Regions from separate parts of the Homo sapiens genome. Here region 2 is linked to region 1. Evidence: chromatin loops called from intact Hi-C (ENCODE). Cell type or tissue: body of pancreas. All regions are shown on one strand. Each heading gives the region's core, and the rest is flanking DNA. Links, peaks and the distances in the headings are about the cores only.

What was found. Hi-C counts contacts between places; a loop is a spot of excess contacts. Peaks named below come from ENCODE experiments on the same cell type or tissue, not always from the same donor. Only the 100,000 strongest peaks of a DNase experiment are listed, where the experiment ranks them.
Region 2: it touches region 1 in a loop (2.6-fold over the local background); 41 of 110 quality-filtered maps call a loop at or near these places.

Annotation. Positions count from the first base shown.
Region 1 is chr11:134,024,561-134,028,945 of GRCh38, reverse strand. LINC02730 (long intergenic non-protein coding RNA 2730) reads right to left here. Exons shown (of 2, transcript NR_186708.1): 2 at 544-1,263. Among named protein-coding and RNA genes, the nearest start is that of LINC02731, 5.5 kb to the left of the region's middle. RefSeq lists enhancers at 1,432-2,002, 2,003-2,574, 4,008-4,385. In body of pancreas, for the core only: no CTCF peak of the experiment used is centred there; a DNase peak (open chromatin) is centred at 2,055.
Region 2 is chr11:133,960,221-133,964,605 of GRCh38, reverse strand. No RefSeq gene overlaps it. Among named protein-coding and RNA genes, the nearest start is that of IGSF9B, 5.4 kb to the right of the region's middle. In body of pancreas, for the core only: no CTCF peak of the experiment used is centred there; no DNase peak of the experiment used is centred there.

The DNA of each region.
Region 1 (4,385 bases), core at 169-4,168:
ATGATAATAGCCTCTTGGGGTGTGTGCTTCCCCAACCCCACCTTCCCCATGATCCTGGCAAGGGCTGTGGATGTCAGAGCTTCTCCTGGGGAATTGGAGATCAGAGAGGAAAGTTTGGAGAGGGTTCACCCTGCAATGGGGCCAGGCCTGGGACCGAGACCCCATCTGCAGGCTTTCCTGATGACCCCTCCTTGGCACTCAGCATTGATGGGAATCCCACTGTCTCCTTTCCTGCCTGCCCCTTGGAGAAAGAGATGGGCTGAGAGCCTTGTTCTGGCTTCTGGCTCTGACTCCTGCTCTCCTGCTTGGACTGAGCCAAGAGGGTGAGAAGAATGGGAAAAGAGAAATAAAATTAGCTGCAGGATGAAAGATGCCCATCTGCTGTGTGGGTGAGGGAGCCCTGAGGAGGAAGGTGGACTACTTGGACAGCCAGCTAAGAGACTGAGTTGGGGATTCCTGACTTTCACAGACCCTAAGGAGCAGACAGTGTCGGGGAGGTCGGAGGATAGAATAGAAATGATGGAGATGTTGGAGCCAGTTAAGTTTGGGCTTAAGTGCTTTATGGCCTGATTCAAGTTACCTAACCTCTCTGAACTCAGTTTCTTATACCATAACATGGGGCAAAAATACTATCAACCCAACAGAGCTATTTTGAAGGCTACACAGATAAATGCACCAGAATTTCTGGAACACAGTAGGTGCTTCTAAGTGCTAGTTCCCATTCTTTCCATTATTCCAGCTGGGTCCAGTCACCCCCGTTTGCCCTCCAAGCTTCTGAGAGCAGAGCTGACCAAGCAGGCTCCAGGAGATGCTTCCCTGCCTGTTTTGGCAGCAGAGGGTCCACTGTGTTCAGTGTGTTCTTTGAGGGACCTCTTCCTTATGGGAGCTTCTTGGGAGTCACCACCAGGCACAGAGAGCTCTGGGTTGCAGATGAGATCCTTCTGTTATCTTCATATGTTTCTAAAGCAGCTATGCAGAGTGATCACCACAGTAGACGTGGGGTTCTAAAGAAAGGCGGCTGCTTGAAGGACAGGTGTGGCAGGAAGTGCGGCTAGGGAGGGGCCCCACACTGAGGGGCTTGCTCTAGACTTGAGAGGCTAATAGGCCACATCTACACAGCCGTGGGCCCTTCTGCTGTCTCTGGCACAGCAGGAAGAGATGGGATTTGCAGGCAGACAGGTGCAAGTTCAAATCTCAGCTTCATCACTTTCTGCTGCATGTCTCTGGGCAAGGGGTTTGACCTTGAAGCCTCCATTTCCTCATCTGTGAAAAGAGGACAATACTTCACTCAGGTACTTAATCTCACTTTGAAGATGACGTTGAGATAGGTACAATGTTTAATCTCCACTCAATAAATGGTCCCACGGACAGTGCTTCCAAGGACAGTCCTTTCAGATGGCAATAGTGCTAAACAGTACCTACAACCAGATGGGTGGTCTTGAGCTGAAGGCAAGACCTTAACTGCTTCATTCACCTCTGACTTCATCTGTCTTTTAGCTTTGTTTAAATTAGGCCCAGGAGTCATTCCCTCCCAATCTCTCACCCTTAGGAACCCTCCCATTCGTGCCCAGTCTCTCACCTTTTTACGCACCCTATCAGCCTGAGGAAAAATCCAGTTAGTTACCACATCTAGAAGTGACCAAGTGTCACCTGGCTGCTGGCTTACCTGGGATGTAACCAGTACTTCTCCTTTCTAGGATGGCTCTTGGGCAAGTAGCTGAGGCTCACAGGCAGAGGTCTTTGGGAGAGGCATGGCCATCTCTGTGTTCTGAGCTGCTTCTCCAGCAGCCAGGCCCTCTGTTAGGGAGCTGGCCCAGACCCCCTCCCTGGCCTCTCAGACCCCCCAGGGTGCCTGCCCAGTGTGGGGCGCATGACCCACCTTTTGCCCTTTGTGCTCCTTTGTCCACTCACCACAGACCCTTTCACACCTCAGTTAGCCACTTAGGGAGACAAAGCGCTAGTGCGAGTAGGGGAAGCTGTCCAGACCGAGATGAATGGCTCCGAAGCCTGCTGTTGCCATGGCAGCCAGCTGGGAACACCGTTTCCAGGGCCCAAGGTGCTCAGACATGCATGGGGGGTGCTGCCCTGCTGGGTTGCTGCCCACTCTCCGGCCCCCACCCTGCATTCTCAGCTTCCTTAGCAACAGCTGATGCTGTTGCCACCACCGCTGCAGCTTCGGCCCTGGCCCGGGGCAGTGTGAGGGAAGCCAGGATCGGGGGCTGGTGTAGGAGTGTGTGGGAGGGCAGAGCCTAGGTATGAAGTTGGAGAGGAAAAGGAAAGGAAAGACTTGGCAATTTTCCCCATGATACTAGTGATAAGATTATAAGGATGTTTCCTAATTATACAGAAAAGAGGCTCATAAACTTAGGCTCCAACGGACCCCTTTGTGATCTGGTGATCACCTCAACTTGTAAGAGCATGCCTGTGTCCCTGGGTATATGTGAATTTTTCTGAAACAATGGTTTATAGTTTTTATCAGATTTTTCAAAGATGACTAAGGTCCCCAATAGGTAAGAACCTTAATTAGAGACATTTTGCTTTTTAGAATCAGAATGATCTCAGGGACTGGTTGGCCAGGTTGATTTGAGAGATATGCTTACAAAGAGGAATGAATACGACACAGGGCGGGGAGTGGGGCAGGTGGCGTGCTTCCCTGTGCCTGCCCCAACCAAGAGTCCCCAGGATCTAGCATCTGCCTTGCTGTGGACCTCTAGGACTAGGGGACGGGGAATCTTCCTCCTAACACGGTCCATCCTTCGCAGCCCCTGTCCTCTTGCAGCTTTGTCCTGGGGGCCGAGTGTGCTATTAGCTTGTGCTCCCTCCATGCTGGGCCAGAGCTCAGTGTTTTATATACTCTGTTCTCACGATCCCATCTAACCCCCACACAGCACTGTGGGGAGGGTGGTCTCACCCCTGCCATTGAAAAGATGAGAGTATTGGAATGATAAGAAAACTTCCGTGACTTGTCCAAGTTCGTGCCGTTAGAAGTTGGAGAAGCCCCAGGTAGCTTAGAGGAGTGGTGAAGAGTCCGGCCCTGGGCCAGAGTCAGATGAGAGCTGCAGCCCTTATGAGCTAGGGGACCCCGGCCTCTACTCTCAAAGCTGCAAATTAAGGATCCTGATAACTCCCGCCGCAGAGGACAGTGGTGGGAGTTAAATGAGTTGAAACGGTTTGCGAAGTGCATAGGACAGTATCTACCACTAGATAAAAAGTGGAATTAGAATAGCATTCAGCCATGAGTCTGCCTAATTCTAAAGCTCATACAGAGAGGACTTTTGTGGGGGAGGGCTTCTGACCCTAATGCCAGAGCTGGGTTATGGCATAATAGTCACGCATTGCCACTTACTAATTGAGTGTGGGTGGGCTACGTGCATGTTTCAGGCCTCAGCTTTCTTACCTCTAGGGAACACCATGTTCTATAGAGGATGATTGTATAGTGAGCACTATTGATTACGTAAAGATCAAATGAAACAACGTCGGGAAAGTTCTTGGTAAACTGTGCCATATACTACAGCAATGCACTCAGTGCCCTGGCACTGAGGCCCGGCTCGTGCCCCAAGAATCGGGAAAGTTCTTGGTAAACTGTGCCATATACTACAGCAATGCACTCAGTACCCTGGCACTGAGGCCCGGCTCGTGCCCCACGGGGCTGTGTGCCCTTCCCTTGGCTGGCAGCTCAGGGCAGGGAGCCCAGTGTGATACCCGCTGAGGAGGGAGATGGCATAATGCCCTTGGGTGCCCATGTGCCCGGGTCAGCAGCCAAGAGCAGGATGCTTAGGAATTCCACCGAGGCAGCTGGGCCCCGGCTTCATTGGCAGGGGCAGAAGGGAGGCAGGTGTGAGGGAGGCCAGAGCGGGGCTCGAGGAAAAGAGGCTGGGTGGGCCATGGAACACTTTCCAAGGGGTGTCACAGAGCCACGCCAAGTGTGTGTCACCCTTCTCTATGAGGATGTGTGATTAGTGGAAATGAGAACAAGCTTTATTAGTCACTGCTGAGGAGAAACACCACGAAGAATTATCCAACCTGCTAATGGAAGGGTGCACAGGCCTCTGTAGGCTGCTGGAAGGGAGGAGTTTCATGTCCTCTTTTCTTTTTGCCCCCAGAAGACTCATGTTGCTGAGAGCAGATGGTGAGGGGGAAGAGGGTGGGTCCTCATCCTTGAGTCATTTGCTGCCGGGGTACCTTTTTGGGGCTCTGGGAAGTACAGCAAGCATGTTGGACGGATAGGCAGCCTGTTTGCAGGGGGGCGAGGGTCGGCCCGAGGAGGCGCCGCTGGGAATGACTCGTGCCCAGTCAGAAGCTGTAATTGGAGGTGATTAATCTGTGGAGGACAGCGTGGGGAGTCAGCGCTGACTCAGGACCCAGGCGGGCCGCTCCCCTCTCCC
Region 2 (4,385 bases), core at 133-4,132, 64 kb after region 1:
CCAGCCGGGCTACCTCCTTGCCACTTCCGCACGTTCGGTTGCCACACATCTTTAGGGAATGCCCACTTGGCTAGGTGCTGCACAGGCCAGCCCCTTGACCTCAGCAAGTTTCAGAGCAGCAGCTTTCCTGGCTGGCAGTCTCTTATTCTTCCATTCCGTCTCTCCCTCTCCTTTCTTGAAGACTGAGCTCAGACCTCACTTCCTTCACTCAGCCCTCACCATCTGCACCATCTCCATTTTCTTTTCCTTCTTTTTTTTTTTTTTTTTTGAGATGGAGTTTCCATCTTGTTGTCCAGGCTGGAGTACAATGGTACAATCTCGGCTCACTGCCACCTCCACCTCTCGGGTTCAAGTGATTCTCCTGCCTCAACTTCCCGAGTAGCTGGGATTACAGGCACCTGCCACCAAGCCAGGCTAATTTTTTGTATTTTTTGTAGAGATGGGGTTTCACCATGTTGGCCAGGGTGGTCTTGAACTCCTGACCTCAGGTGATCCGCCTGCCCCGGCCTCCCAAAGTGCTGGGATTACAGGCATGAGCCACGGCGCCATTGTCCTGTTCTACTGCAATTCAAGTCTGGGCCATCATCACTCTTGCGATGGTGTAGACAGAGTTTAGTAAGTGCCGTTCATGTGGTCAGCCTTGTTTTTCCATCCAGGTGCCAAGGTCCTGAGTGACTGAGACTGTGGCTGGTCACTCTGGTGTTCTCCATAGGGCCTAGCACAGTGCTGACTGCAGGCTGGTGTCCAGGTGCTACTCATTCATTGTGGAATCCCTTCTGCTGGTGCTTCTTGAGCGTAGGCCCTGGGCCTGTCTGTTTCTGGCATTCTAGCATGGCTTGCTCCTTGGCTGACTCCTCACAGCTTCTTGAGCCACTGCTCGAGTCCACCTTTTGGCAGTTTCAAGGTTGCCATTTGCCTGAGTCCAGGACTCCATGTGCCTCTGTGGAAGGTCTGTGCTGTACTAGAATCTCTGGCTATTCAAGCCTTGGGGAGAAAGCCAGGTCTCATTTTCTTCCTGTATCATATCACAGGGCCATGACATTGGGCTGCTGGAGAGTCTGTGACAAAGAAACTGCCCATCAGAGTCTTCAGATCCTTCTCTCCTGGGCCTTAGTTCCCACTACCTTCTACGGTCCCTTTTCCAGATGGAGGAAGTAGAACTCAGACAAAGAGAATGACCCACACCTTTGGGCTGCTGGGGCCAGAGCTGGATGGTGCAGTGGAGCCCTGATTCTAGCTGTCTTCCAGACTTCTGGATGCCAAGAGTTTGAGTGAGGTTCGCTCTGCTCATCTGTCACTGCGCCTTGCAGCTGGGGCCTGTGGCCATGGGCAGACAAGGGCATACTCAGGTGGGCCAGGGTAGCCCCAGGAGGCCTGAGAACAACATTTTTAATGATGCAGACATTGGCGAGGTGAGGAGTTGCTGAACAGTGTGGGTGAAATGTTCCTGGGGGGCAGTTCACAAGCAGGGCTATCTATATAGGGCTCCTGAGTTCTATGGGACAAATTTCATGCAGAGTAATGAACTTCCTTTCTGTAGTCCTACCTTAAGTCACACAACAATGAAATATGTTTTCTCTGAGATTGTTCAGAGCTGGCCTGGAACACCTAGAAGAAAGAGGAGAGGGATTAGTAAGGCTGAGGGTGCTGTCCACCTAGTTTTCAAATAAACTTATCCTAAATTATAGGTCTACTTTCGACCTTGGGCAAGGACTCCTCCCTTCTCAGCCAGGCAAGAAATGAATACAGTTCAGCTAAAATTCTAGTTTCTTTATCATTAATTTCTACTACATTGCCACAAACAAATCTTTAAGAACTTGGACTTCAGGCTCAGCATGAGAGAATTCTGCTCTGTAGAGATGCATGTTTATACCTGTGCACACACAAATGACCAGGACAGGTTCTGAGAGAGTGTCATCTGCTGCCCACTTGCATATGTGGGCAGCAGTTAGCATACATGTTACCTCTGCCGTATGCGCGGGATGGTGAGAGCACAGGGAAGCAACATTAGGCTGCACCCTGCAATGGATGGGATTTGGGTAGATCCTCTTCCTGGGCTGTGGACTCATCTGGATGAAATATAAAATGATCCTATGGTGGTCGGAACGGGTATCTTAAGCTAGGAAGGGCTGGATCAGTCTCTGGGTCTGTTACCACCACCTAACCAAGCTGTGGCCTTCAGAGGAGATTGCACCTCAATAGAACTCTGGACATTGTAGCAATTTTTTTAAAATGGGGTCTTGTTCTATCACCTGGCCTGGAGTACAGTAGTGCAATCATAGCTCACTGTAGCCCAGAACTCCTGGGCTCAAGGGATCCTCACACCTCAGCCTCCCAAGTAGCTGGGACGACAGGAGCATGCCACCGTGCTGCTAATTTAAAATTTTTTTTTTTTTTGTAGAGATGGGGTCTTGCTTTGTTACCCAGGCTGGTCTCAACTTCCTGACTTCAAGCGGTCCTCTTGCCTCAGCCACCCAAAGTGCTGGGATTATAGGGGTGAGTCACCATGCCCAACCTGGTAAATTTGACTCATAATGAAGTTTGCGTTTGAATAAGACAAAGTATTCAGGAATTTATATTTGGAGAGGGCAAGATGGATGGTTAGAATATCTACTTGGGTCCAGAAAAACAACTTAAGACCAGAGGCCACCCACCCAAGAGACAAGCGGGGAGCCAGGAGAGACGAACGCCATGTGAGGTGCTTGCAACGTTGTGGGAGGATTTTGAGCCTAGATGAACAATTCTTACGGTGAGAGGGCTTGAGACCCTTGCAAAGCTTTTCTCCACTTCTGCGTCAGATCTTAAGATTATATATTTATGTTTCAGAAATGCAATTTTATTTATTTTCCTCTCTCCTCCAAGTTCTTTTAAAATATGCTGACTGGTCTCTGGTGTATTAAGAGAAAGCAAGGTGAAAGGATCTGCTTCACAAACAGGCTAGTCTTCTGTAAGGATCAAGCGTACATCCCTGACACCTGGGACTGGTAGTGGTAGCTTGACTCAAAGGGAGAAAACTCTGAGATCGGATACTATATGCCAAGCCCTTTTGTGTTGGTCAATTTTAGATGTCGACTAGGGTAAGGGCTGCCCAGATACCTCACAAAACTTTCTTTCTGGGTGTGTCTGTGAGGGTGCTTCTGGAAGAGGTTGGCGACAGAATTGGGAGGCTGAGTGAGGATGGTCTGTCCTCACTAGCGTGGGCAGCCATCATCCTACCCTCCATCAAAGCTCCATATAGAGCAACAAAGGCTGAGGGTGGGCAAATTGCTCTCTTCTGGAGCTGGGGTAGCTTCTCCTGTCCCTTGGACATCAGAACTCTAGGTTCTCAGGTCTTTAGACACAGACTGAATTATACCACCAGCTTCTCTGGTTCTTCAGCATTCAGATGGCATAGCATTGGACTTCTCAGGCTCCAGAATTGCATGTGCTAATTTCTATAATACCTCCCGTTATATCTCTATATGTATATTGGTATCAATATTGATGTCTATATCAATCCTATTAGTTCTATTTTTTCTGGAGAACTCTAATATATACCTTTCTTTCTAGATATTTCTTCTAGCAGTCATTTTTTTCCTTCAATTTTGAAGACTGTTTTCATTGCAAATTGTATCATCCAGAAATGGCTGCAACACTCTCTCCCATCCCGTAAGTTCTTCTTAAAATGTGACAGGGGCCGGGTGCGGTGGCTCACGCCTGTAATCCTAGCACTTTGGGAGGCCAAGGTGGGTGGATCACCAGGTCAGGAGTTCGAGACCAGCCTAGCCAATATGGTGAAACCCTGTCTCTACTAAAAATACAAAAATTAGCCGGATGTGGTGGCATGTGCCTGTAGGCCCAGCTACTTGGGAGGCTGAGGCAGAAGAATCACTTGAACCTGGGAGGCGGAGGTTGCAGTGAGCTGAGATTGCGCTACTGCACTCCAGCCTGGGTGACAGAGTAAGATTCCGTCTAAAAAAAAAAAAAAGTGACAGGGCCACTGTTCTATTGAGAGGTGGGGAACTGTGTCCTCTCCCTTTGAATTGGGGCAGGTTTTTGACCCTGATGGAAGTGATGCTAGGTGTCTTCCAAGGCTGGGATATGAAGGGTCATATGCCTTTCACCTGGTTCTACTGGGATGCCAGCTTTTGGAACCACCATGCTTTGAGGAAGCCCAGGCAGCCTGCAGAGAGGCCCACTTGAGGAAGAATCACAGCCCTTTGCTGGCAGCCCAGGCTAACAGCCAGCGTCAACCTGCTAGCCACGTGAGTAAGCCATCCTGAAAGGAGAAAGGTCCACACCCCAGTGGAGCTGATGCCACATGAAGTAGAGAAGAGCTGTCCTCACCAGCCAGTGTCCAAATTGCGGATTCAAGAGCAAATGAATGAGCCTTCTTGCTTTAAGCC